Regions from separate parts of the Homo sapiens genome. Here all the other regions are linked to region 1. A link is a contact called in ENCODE Hi-C or POLR2A ChIA-PET data. All regions are on one chromosome and are shown on one strand. Each heading gives the region's core, a stretch centred on a gene start or an enhancer-like site at or near the end of the contact. The rest is flanking DNA. Distances are from core to core; before and after follow the strand shown. Region 1 overlaps TMBIM6 (transmembrane BAX inhibitor motif containing 6). Region 2 overlaps FMNL3 (formin like 3). Region 3 overlaps FAIM2 (Fas apoptotic inhibitory molecule 2).

Evidence for each region. A loop is a pair of places that touch in the nucleus more often than their neighbours do. ChIA-PET counts read pairs that join two places held with the same protein, here RNA polymerase II (POLR2A). Pooled maps may share reads with other maps.
Region 2: a loop to region 1 is called in a pooled map, with 4 times the contacts of the local background. The contact joins two enhancer-like sites. A Hi-C loop is called at or near these places in 8 of 50 pooled maps. POLR2A ChIA-PET finds 5 or more read pairs at or near these places in 11 of 52 experiments (A673, B cell, H1 and 8 more).
Region 3: a loop to region 1 is called in a pooled map, with 2.3 times the contacts of the local background. The contact joins two enhancer-like sites. A Hi-C loop is called at or near these places in 13 of 168 maps with a recorded cell type or tissue (CD8-positive, alpha-beta T cell, HepG2, MCF 10A and 8 more), 21 of 37 single-sample maps with no recorded cell type and 23 of 50 pooled maps. POLR2A ChIA-PET finds 5 or more read pairs at or near these places in 7 of 52 experiments (AG04450, H1, OCI-LY7 and 4 more).

The regions. Positions count from the first base shown.
Region 1 is chr12:49,761,281-49,764,424 of GRCh38, reverse strand. It overlaps TMBIM6 (transmembrane BAX inhibitor motif containing 6), which reads right to left. Exons shown (of 10, transcript NM_003217.3): 9 at 2,646-2,721; 10 at 1-1,552. The coding sequence ends at 1,529. Among named protein-coding and RNA genes, the nearest start is that of TMBIM6, 21 kb to the right of the region's middle. Within about 2 kb of position 1,269, at least 10 of the 41 ENCODE cell types and tissues checked have a DNase peak (open chromatin) inside an H3K27ac peak, as active enhancers do.
Region 2 is chr12:49,661,748-49,664,499 of GRCh38, reverse strand. It overlaps FMNL3 (formin like 3), which reads left to right. Exons shown (of 26, transcript NM_175736.5): 5 at 2,451-2,534. Among named protein-coding and RNA genes, the nearest start is that of PRPF40B, 40 kb to the right of the region's middle. RefSeq lists enhancers at 941-1,100, 674-1,612. Within about 2 kb of position 1,344, at least 32 of the 41 ENCODE cell types and tissues checked have a DNase peak (open chromatin) inside an H3K27ac peak, as active enhancers do.
Region 3 is chr12:49,865,915-49,868,775 of GRCh38, reverse strand. It overlaps FAIM2 (Fas apoptotic inhibitory molecule 2), which reads left to right. Exons shown (of 12, transcript NM_012306.4): 12 at 1-1,880. Among named protein-coding and RNA genes, the nearest start is that of BCDIN3D, 24 kb to the right of the region's middle. Within about 2 kb of position 1,540, at least 8 of the 41 ENCODE cell types and tissues checked have a DNase peak (open chromatin) inside an H3K27ac peak, as active enhancers do.

The sequences.
Region 1 (3,144 bases), core at 20-2,519:
AACAAATGATTTCGTAGGATAGCACAGTGACATGGTGCACTGTGAACCTGAGGCCACTGTGTCAAACTGTGCACTGGTTGTGAATAGGGAGAGCCAAAAATTATGTCCTACTGGTAATGAGCTTTCAATGGCTCGATCCTCTCACACTGAAGCTCTGTAGAGCAGCTCAGAGCCACAACCACTCCCAACATTGACCCTTCTGGGGGTAGCTGTCTGTGGCAGCCCACAGGAAGGAGCTGGAGATCCCCATTAGGACTGTCCACCCACACTTGAAGCCACAAAACTGCAGGGATTGGGGCTCTCACTGGTTTGGTCGCCTAACTCCCGCCTAAAAGGCCACAAATTTCTGGAAAACAGGTAACAGACCAAAAACTAAAGTGCATCAGTAAAATGAACATTTATCTACTGCCCCGAATCTCTGGCTTGACACTACCTACTGGTGTCCAGTTGGAGACAGACTAAAATGCACTGAAGGACTATTAGGATTGCTGCCTCCTAAGTTATCACAGCCTCGCTCTGTTGATGTGAATGAGGAACTGCTTGGTTGTTAAAGGAGATTTTGCTCCCTGCTGCCCCAAACAGGTCCTTATCTAGGTTTGCTCCCCACTGCCCCAAACAGGTCTGGCAGGATTGGTTACAATGATCTCCAGAGGCTCAACCATTCCCCTTCCCTATCCTTGCTTGGGACATTTAATCACAGCCACCTAGTAGAGGCCGCTCAGTAAGGGGATAACAAACTAAAAAAACAAAAACAGGGCAAGTTTAGGGGAACCCTACGATGCTGTACCTTGATACACATAATCAGCCTTTTCAAAAATGCCTGACAAGAATTAGTCTTTCCTTTGTGCTGAAGTCTTCCCACCCATGGATGGAAGCAGGCTGACTCCCTGAGGGTCAGGCAAGGGGTGGGAAAGGGAACACATTACTTTTGTGAAGGCAAAGCAGAAAGGTGTGTTTGCCAGACCAGCATGGGCAGCTCAGAGGGAGCAAAGCATCCACCAGAAGAGGCTCTCCATTTTCTTTGTAGGGCCTGACAGTTGAGATTTGAGGCTGAGTTAACAATGGGACCACTGAACTTCTTTCCAATGGAAAACTCACGGCCCAGTCCCACAGGAACTGTGCGCATACCAAACAACAATGAGGAAGGAAGGGCCGGGTGGCTCTACCAAACAGTTCAGGTCCACTGGGTGAATGAAGCCTGGTGGGAAAGCGGACTCCTGAAGTTGGCGCCCTCTGCTGGTCCCACTTCTCATCGTGGCGGGTCGACTGCCTGAGTAGAGGAAGAGGCTACAGATGGGGTTGACAAAAAAGGGAGTGAGGGGAACCCCAGGAAGATGAAGCCAAACTCCAAACTATATTCTGCTAATCAGTTTTTTGATCAAAAAATTCAAAATAGAGGAAACCACAAAGTACAAAAGCTTTTCTGATGCTTTTCATTATCACAGAACACACCACCTGTAATGTGTGCAAAAAGGAAATGAGGGGTGGAAGGAGAGGAAGTCTAATTGGGAAAGGCTGGATGGTCACTTCATTTCTTCTCTTTCTTCTTATCCTAGAAATGGAGAAAAATCACCCAATTAATTTTTTGACATTTGACATTCAAGCTAAAACTCTTGAGTGAGCATTTAGTTAGGGACTAGAAGTGAGCCAGACAATTAAAAAGAAATGAGAAATGCTTCCTTAGCTCAGCAAGAACTGAATCTTAACCACATCCTACTGGTGGTTCCCAAAGTTGCCGACAGACCGACCAAGAATAAAGGTTAAGCAGCTGTCCCCACCCCCACCCCAGGAGTGCCGAGGTGGGCTGCCTGACCACTCTAGGCTATTCACAGCCACTACAGCTCAGATCCCAACAGTGAAGGCTGCAGATGGCACTCTATCCTCAAAGAGTGAAACTAGAGGCCAAGACCACCAACCAACCATTAGGCGCGAGAAGTGCTCCACCCTGCAAAGTGAGCATGACTCTGGCATAAACTGACATTCAGAAATAATTTGGTCCAGCAGAATTCTTCATTCAATCTTGGATGGAAGCCCAATGTATTAAGGAATGAAAATTCAGTTGCTTGTTCTGAAACTTGTACATCTGCCTAGTGCTCAGTCCAACCATGGCATAGCCCAGACAGAGCCAGCAATCCTATCTGGTCAACTACTCCCGCTACCACTATGCTATCTCTAAGCTCCATAAGGTCTATAAAGAAAAGCTCATTTCATTTGTTTCCCCCACTGCTTGACTCAACTACGTTAGATACTCATTAGCCCTATATAGAATGCTTCCTTGGAAAAAAAAATTAACAAATGGATAAAATTAGTCTACTTCTGAAATTTACAACGTCCTCCACAATACCTTTCTCTGAGTCACAACTATATAGCCTTTAAATTATTCATGTAGCAGGTTGTGTTTACTGCCACTGAAGCTTTTTTCCCTTTCATACTAAACGCAGGAATTAGTTAAAAAAATTTTTTTTTCACTTGCTGCTTTTTTTCTAACAACTGAAGACTTCTGGCTTACCTCTTACTCAGTGGCCTGCCTTACAGTTACCCTGGACCTAACACAGTGTGTGAGCAAGTTTTCAAATCTGAAGTATACACACATGCCAAGCTCAGGAGCCATTATTGTCTCATCTTTGGGTTGTAGGCTAACTAACCTTTTCATTCATGGCCAGGATCATCATGAGTTTTCTGAAGACAGTAATGAAATCTAAGAAGAGATCAATGCAGTGCCTGAAAGGCAAGAACCAGATTAGGATCTGTACTTCAGACTTTTTTATCCACAAGCCCACAAAGATGCAGAATATAAACCCCACCCCTACCCCCACGAGCCAGCTTCTCCCACACTTTACCCCCAACTAAGGAAGTAAAACTCTGGTGTCTGAGATCCTTTAGACTCATCGAAGTCATGCAGCATAGAGAAAAGAGACTGGGCCAGGCACAGTGGCTCATGCCTGTAATCCCAACATTTTGGGAGGCTGAGGCAGGTGGACTGCTTGAGCCCAGGAGTTCGAGACCAACCTGGGTAACATAGCAAAATCCCGTCTCTACAAAAATTAGCAGGGCATTGTGGCATGTGCCTGTAATCCCAGCTACTGAGGAGGCTGAGATGGGAGGAACACCTGAGCCCAGGGAGCTTGAGTCTACAGTAAGCCA
Region 2 (2,752 bases), core at 95-2,594, 100 kb after region 1:
CCTGCCACCCTGAGCCCCCTACCACTCCGCATTCCTCCATAGGTCCCTTCTGTCCCTCTCAGCCCTTCTGTCTTCTTTTTGTTTATTTGTTTTTTAAGACAGGGTCTTGCTCTGTTGCCCAGGATAAAGTACAGTGACATGATCATGACTCACTGCAGCCTCAACTTCCAGGGCTCAAGTGATCCTCCTATCCCAGCCTCCCAAGTAGCTGGGAGCACAGGCACACACCCATGCCTGGCCATTTTATTTTATTTATTTATTTATATTTTGAGATGGAGTCTAGCTCTGTCGCCCAGGCGCCATCTTGGCTCACTGCAACCTCTGCCTCCCAGGCTCAAGCCATTCTGCCTCTGCCTTCCGAATAGCTGGGACTACAGGCGTGTACCACCACGCCCAGCTAATTTTTGTATTTTTAGTAGAGATGAGGTTTCACCATGTTGGTCAGGCGGTCTCAAACTCATGGGCTCAAGTGATCTGCCTGTCTTGGCCTTTCAAAGTGCTGGGATTACAGATGTGAGCCACCGTGCCTGGCCTGCCTGGCCACTTAAAAAAAAAAATTTAGTAGAGATAGTTGCCTAGGCTGGTCTTGAACTCCTAGGCTCAAGTGATCCTCCTTGAGGATCCCAAAGTGGAGCCACTAGTACCTAGCCTTGTTTTCTTGATTAAGTCTTGCTGTAGTCATCTGAGGATAGGGGTGTGCTTTTATTGGGAGAAGGCCACAGAGCAGTTTATGATAGTCCCTGCTGCCTGCCCCCTCTACCTGGTGCCTGCCCCTCTGGCTGCTGGCCAGGAGCTATGTCCAAAGCAGCGTGGTTCCCAGGCCTGGGGCCTCTTGGCAGTTGGCACACAAGTTAGAGGTCCTGGACCTGGTCCTTTGTTCCCAGGGAATAGCTCAGTGCCTGGCATTTTAGGCATGCCTGCCATCTGAACTGCGGCTTCTCTGGGTAGAGTTATGTGGAAGGACCAAGATCCTTCCTGGATTTCTGGGCAGGAAGAGTTTGTCAGATTGTGGGTGCTTCAGGGTGGCAGGAACCCAGGGCAAGGTGGGGAGAGGAGGATCCTGCTTTGGTCACAGCCTGATCAGCCCCAGGGCTTGCAGAAGTTGGGTGTGCAGGAGCAGCAGATGGGAACTCAGGTTCTGGAGAGGGATAGGCTGGGAAGTGGGATTCCAGAGCCTCTCCAGCTCCTCTTTCCCTGGTTTGTATTGGTTTCTGTGCCTTGCCTAAGCACCCTTTAACCTCTCCTCAAAGTGTCAAGATCCCGAAATAGCAGTATAGACTCAGACAGGAAATGAGAAGGGGGTGGGGAGCTGGAGAGCAGACAGACAGGAAACGGGAGGCCTGTTGGCCCCCAGAGAGGAAGCTAACTTCAGGCAGCTCCGGTGTCAGTCAGCTTCAGCCAGAGCCTGCTGCCTAATCTCAGCTGGGCCTGGTGTTGTAGCTCCAGAGTCTCTCTGTAGTTTGGGGTGTGGCTGGCCAACATGGCACTGGTTTTCCAGCTGTTGGGGAGAAAGGCCCCGCAGGGCAGTTTGGGAGGAGCTTTCCTATAAAGACCCCCAGAAATTCTGAAGGAGTAGAGCACTCTAGATTAGGGTTTCATCCTGAGCGTTTTATGTTTCTGCTATGGAATGAACCTGTCATATAACAGTTCCCTAGATTTGCCCTTGACTTTCATTCCAGGAATATCTCAGCCCAAAAGAACTGAAAGCAGAAGGGAAAATAATGCCCTGGGATATGGTCCTTAGGTGCTTTGTTGTCTACCTTCCTGGCTGAGGGGGACCCACGTACTCAGGTTGACTCTGAGTGGTCATAGACATCCTGGAGTTCCTTGAGTTCCTGTTCATCTCCCATGCTTTTTCTGGTTCTGCCAAACTCAACATGACTAAATACAGAACTTCTATACATCTCTGCTCACTGCTTTCTAAAACTCCTCTCCTTAAACTTAGTAGAGAGTGCTTTGCCCCAGGATGCCTCTGTTCCAGAGCTCTCCTTGACCCTTCCTGCTGGGGTCTTGACTGAGGCTTCAGTCAAGTTGGAGACTTGCTGGCTTCGGTCAAGCACAACTCTGCACACGGGCCTGTAGTAAATGCTCTTGATGCTTCCTAAATTCTTCCAACAAACACTGAGCAAGGACATGTGGAGGGATGCAGAAAATAATTGAGCCAGGGTCTGGCCCTTAAGGAGGGAGTACCTGAGAGCTTGTTTGTCTGAAGCACCTTCACGATAAAGCAAGTGGCATTAGAAGGGCCTGAACTTTCCCCATCCCTGACTTCCCTGCCTAGGGGAAGTCCATGACCGTGGATGGGTCTGTCATGGGTTTTGATCTTCAGAATTTTCTTAGCCTGGTGCTGGGTTCCAGGAGGAGGAGGTGTTGGGTCAGAGGCATGTCACCCCCCTCATCCTTGACCCACTTTTAGCAGACCCCTTCCACTGTGTTTCCTTTATCTGCAGGTGGGTGCGGGAATTTCTGAATGATGAAAACAAAGGCCTGGATGTACTGGTGGATTACCTGTCCTTTGCCCAGTGTTCTGTCATGTGAGTACCACCCCGGGGCTGAAGTTGGGGACCAGTTGGGGGAGGACATAGTTCCATTCTACTTTGATAAGGAAGGGTGAGAGTTCAACAATGAAGATGGAAATGGGAATCCTGGACAGGAAGGAGTAGCCCAAGCAGTGGTGTGGAAGTAGGCAGGCAAGCCCGGAGATGTCTGGGGATCAGTGAAGAATGGCACTTGGCTGGAGTAGAAGATAAGA
Region 3 (2,861 bases), core at 291-2,790, 100 kb before region 1:
CCATCGCAGTGATCCTCCAGAGACAGCGCTCTGCTCATGTCCGTAGCAGAGGGAAAAGCCGAGGTGCTCAGAAAGGCTCGGTAATGAGTCCCAGGTCATACGGCTAGCGAGTGGCGGGCCTGGGGTTCAGACCCACAGCTGCCTCAAGCAAACAGGGTATCACGCTTGCCCCTGGGCCTGGGTGGGGGCCGGAATGAGACCACATGAGAGCGCAGAGAGGTGGGTGGTCAGGCCCTGATGTCCTGGGGATTTCTTGTCCTCAGTGCCACCCGGCCTCCCGTCTTTCCTGAAACCCCTCGCCAGATTTTGCACTCTGAGGTTTCTATCTTCCAGACAAGAGCTGGGAGGCAAGATTTCTGGTTTCTGGTTCCTAGCCTCACTGCCAGCGGGCTCCTGCTATTAGGTGAGGGTTTCTTGCTGTCTGGAATTCAGTTTTTCCATCTGCCACATGGAAGTTCATAGCCAGGATAGGGCGGGAGAGGCACCAGAACATTTCTCTCCACTGACTTTCTCACCCGGTTCCCACCCTCCTCCACCTCCTCTCCTCCGGGCCCCTCAGTTTCCTCTCCTCATCTCTGGCCTCAGTTCCAGAGGGTTAGCCCCAGCACCCCACTCTCCTGCCACTGTCAGATAGCCTTGGTCATGCTTCCTAGAATCTACTTGTCCAAGTTCTCCTCTCCCTGGGATAAGTTACTGCAGAAACTGGGGATTTAGAAGCTTATTCAGGGCTGAGTGCCAAAAGCTTGGGGGAGGAGGGACAGGTCCTCGGCAATAAACAGTGTCACACACGCATCACAGCCATTTGAGAAATGGCTTCTTTGCAGAGCTGGGGAAGCCGGGCAGAAGATGCCGCAGCCTCCTACTCTGGGTCCTGAGGGGGGGTGGCAGGTACCACAGTGTAGGCAGCAGGGTCAGGGCCAAAGTCTATGCGTTCCATCTCCAATCCAGGCAGTGAGGAATCCTGAAACACCAGGAGAGGCGTCAGAAGTAGGAAGGGCAGGGGAACAGGAATGCAAGATTAAGGAAACCGCAGCTGAGCAGGTGTCACAAGCTGTAAAGGAGGAAGGGAGTCTGCAGGCCCTTCACATTTTTGGCCTGGGTGGGGCTGGGCCCAGGAAGGGGTGGGCTGGATTTTGTAAAGCTGGAGGCAGCCAGGAATCTGACTGTCCGGAATGTGAGTTGAGGGGTCTCCCACTGAAGTCCTCTTCTGGAAGCTGCAGATGGGGGCCCGGGAGGCACACACGAGTCTGGGACTCATTCCCGGGCACACCTATGGCTCCTTCGGTATCACCTGGGGAAGCCCCGGAATCTTAGTTCTTCCATTCCCTACTCTTCCTTCCGAGGGAGTCAGGATGGGACAGACACCCATTTTCCAAAAGGCTCCTTGCCTCCTTCCCTGGCCCACCTGAAGCCAAGTCCCAGGTGTCCTGGCTGCTCTCCTGGGCGGGGTGGGATTTTTGCATAAGCACTTTGCTGCCCTCCAGTGGCTGCTTGAGGAAACGCAGGGCCTGGTTTGGGAGAGTCACCGAGGGCCCATGTGGCTGGAGGTTGGGGGCAGGATCTGGCCCGAGCTCTCCTCAGACCTCCCCAGACCTGTCTTCTCATCAGCCACCGCTGTTTTCTTTTGCCGAACGATGGTTGCATCTCTCGGACACAGTGTACCCCCTCCCAAGCCCTCCCTGAGCCGTTCTCCTGAGTCCCTGAGGGCAGACACAGCTCCAGGGACCCAGGCCAGCTGCCACACCCCCGACACTCCTGCTGTCCACTGGCCTTAGCTCCTGCAAGTTCCCCAGTGTCCGCACCTGTTCCCTTCCCTGACCTCACCTTCCTGGGGTCTGTGACTGACTGGAGATAAAAATAAAAGCAATTGTGACACCTGAGTTGTTTCCCTCGTCTGCCGTGTGCTGGTTGCCTCAGATGGTCGTGGAGTCTGTGTGGGTCAAACCCGGACCTGTGTGAGAGCCTTCTCACCAGAGCTGCTGAGTTTGAAGTAAATCTCCATGTTTATTTTCATGTGGACAGGGTTAAATTGGTTCTCCTGCTCAATAAACCCTTTACGGAGGCTCTCAGGATCCCGGAGTTAGAAGCAATCCCAGAGTCTCCTCCGGAACAGGGGCTCACCCCTTTCTGTGGAAGCCTGTCCGTTTGTGGGCCGTTCTGGTAGAAGGGTCTTTCTTATTTTGAGCCAAAATCTGCTTCCTAAAAGGTACACAGAAGGAAGGAATGCCTGGGTTGCATCTGGACAGATTGTCCAGAGCGGCAGCTTTAAAACCACAGAACCTTGGCTGGGCTCAGTGGCTCACGCCTGTAATCCCAGCACTTTAGGAGGCCGAGGTGGGTAGATCACCTGAGGTCAGGAGTTCGAGACCAGCCTGGCCAACATGGTGAAACCCTGTCTCTACTAAAAACACAAAAATTAGCTGGGCGTAGTGGCGCACACCTGTAATCCCAGCTACTCAAGAGACTGAGACGAGAATCGCTTGAACCCAGGAGGCGGAGGTTGCAGTGAGCCAAGCTTACACCACTTCACTCCAGCCTGGGCGACAGAGCAAGACTCCGTCTTAAAAAAAACAAAACAAAACAACAACCCTACAGAACCAAAGCTCCTTGAAGGCAGAGTTATGACGCACGGTCTCAGTAAACAACTTACTAGCGAATGGAGGAATGCATAGGTGAATGTGTCTACTCCAACCCTCTTATTTTACCTGAGAGGAAACTAAGGAGCAGAGGGTGCAGCGATTTGTCCAAGTTTACGCACAAATTAACGACTGGAAGTGGGGTCAGGAGGCGCATGGGTTAATGATCACCCCACAAGCTCCTGTGGGGAATGTGGGGCCAGGGCGCTGTGTGGGAGGGGAGGG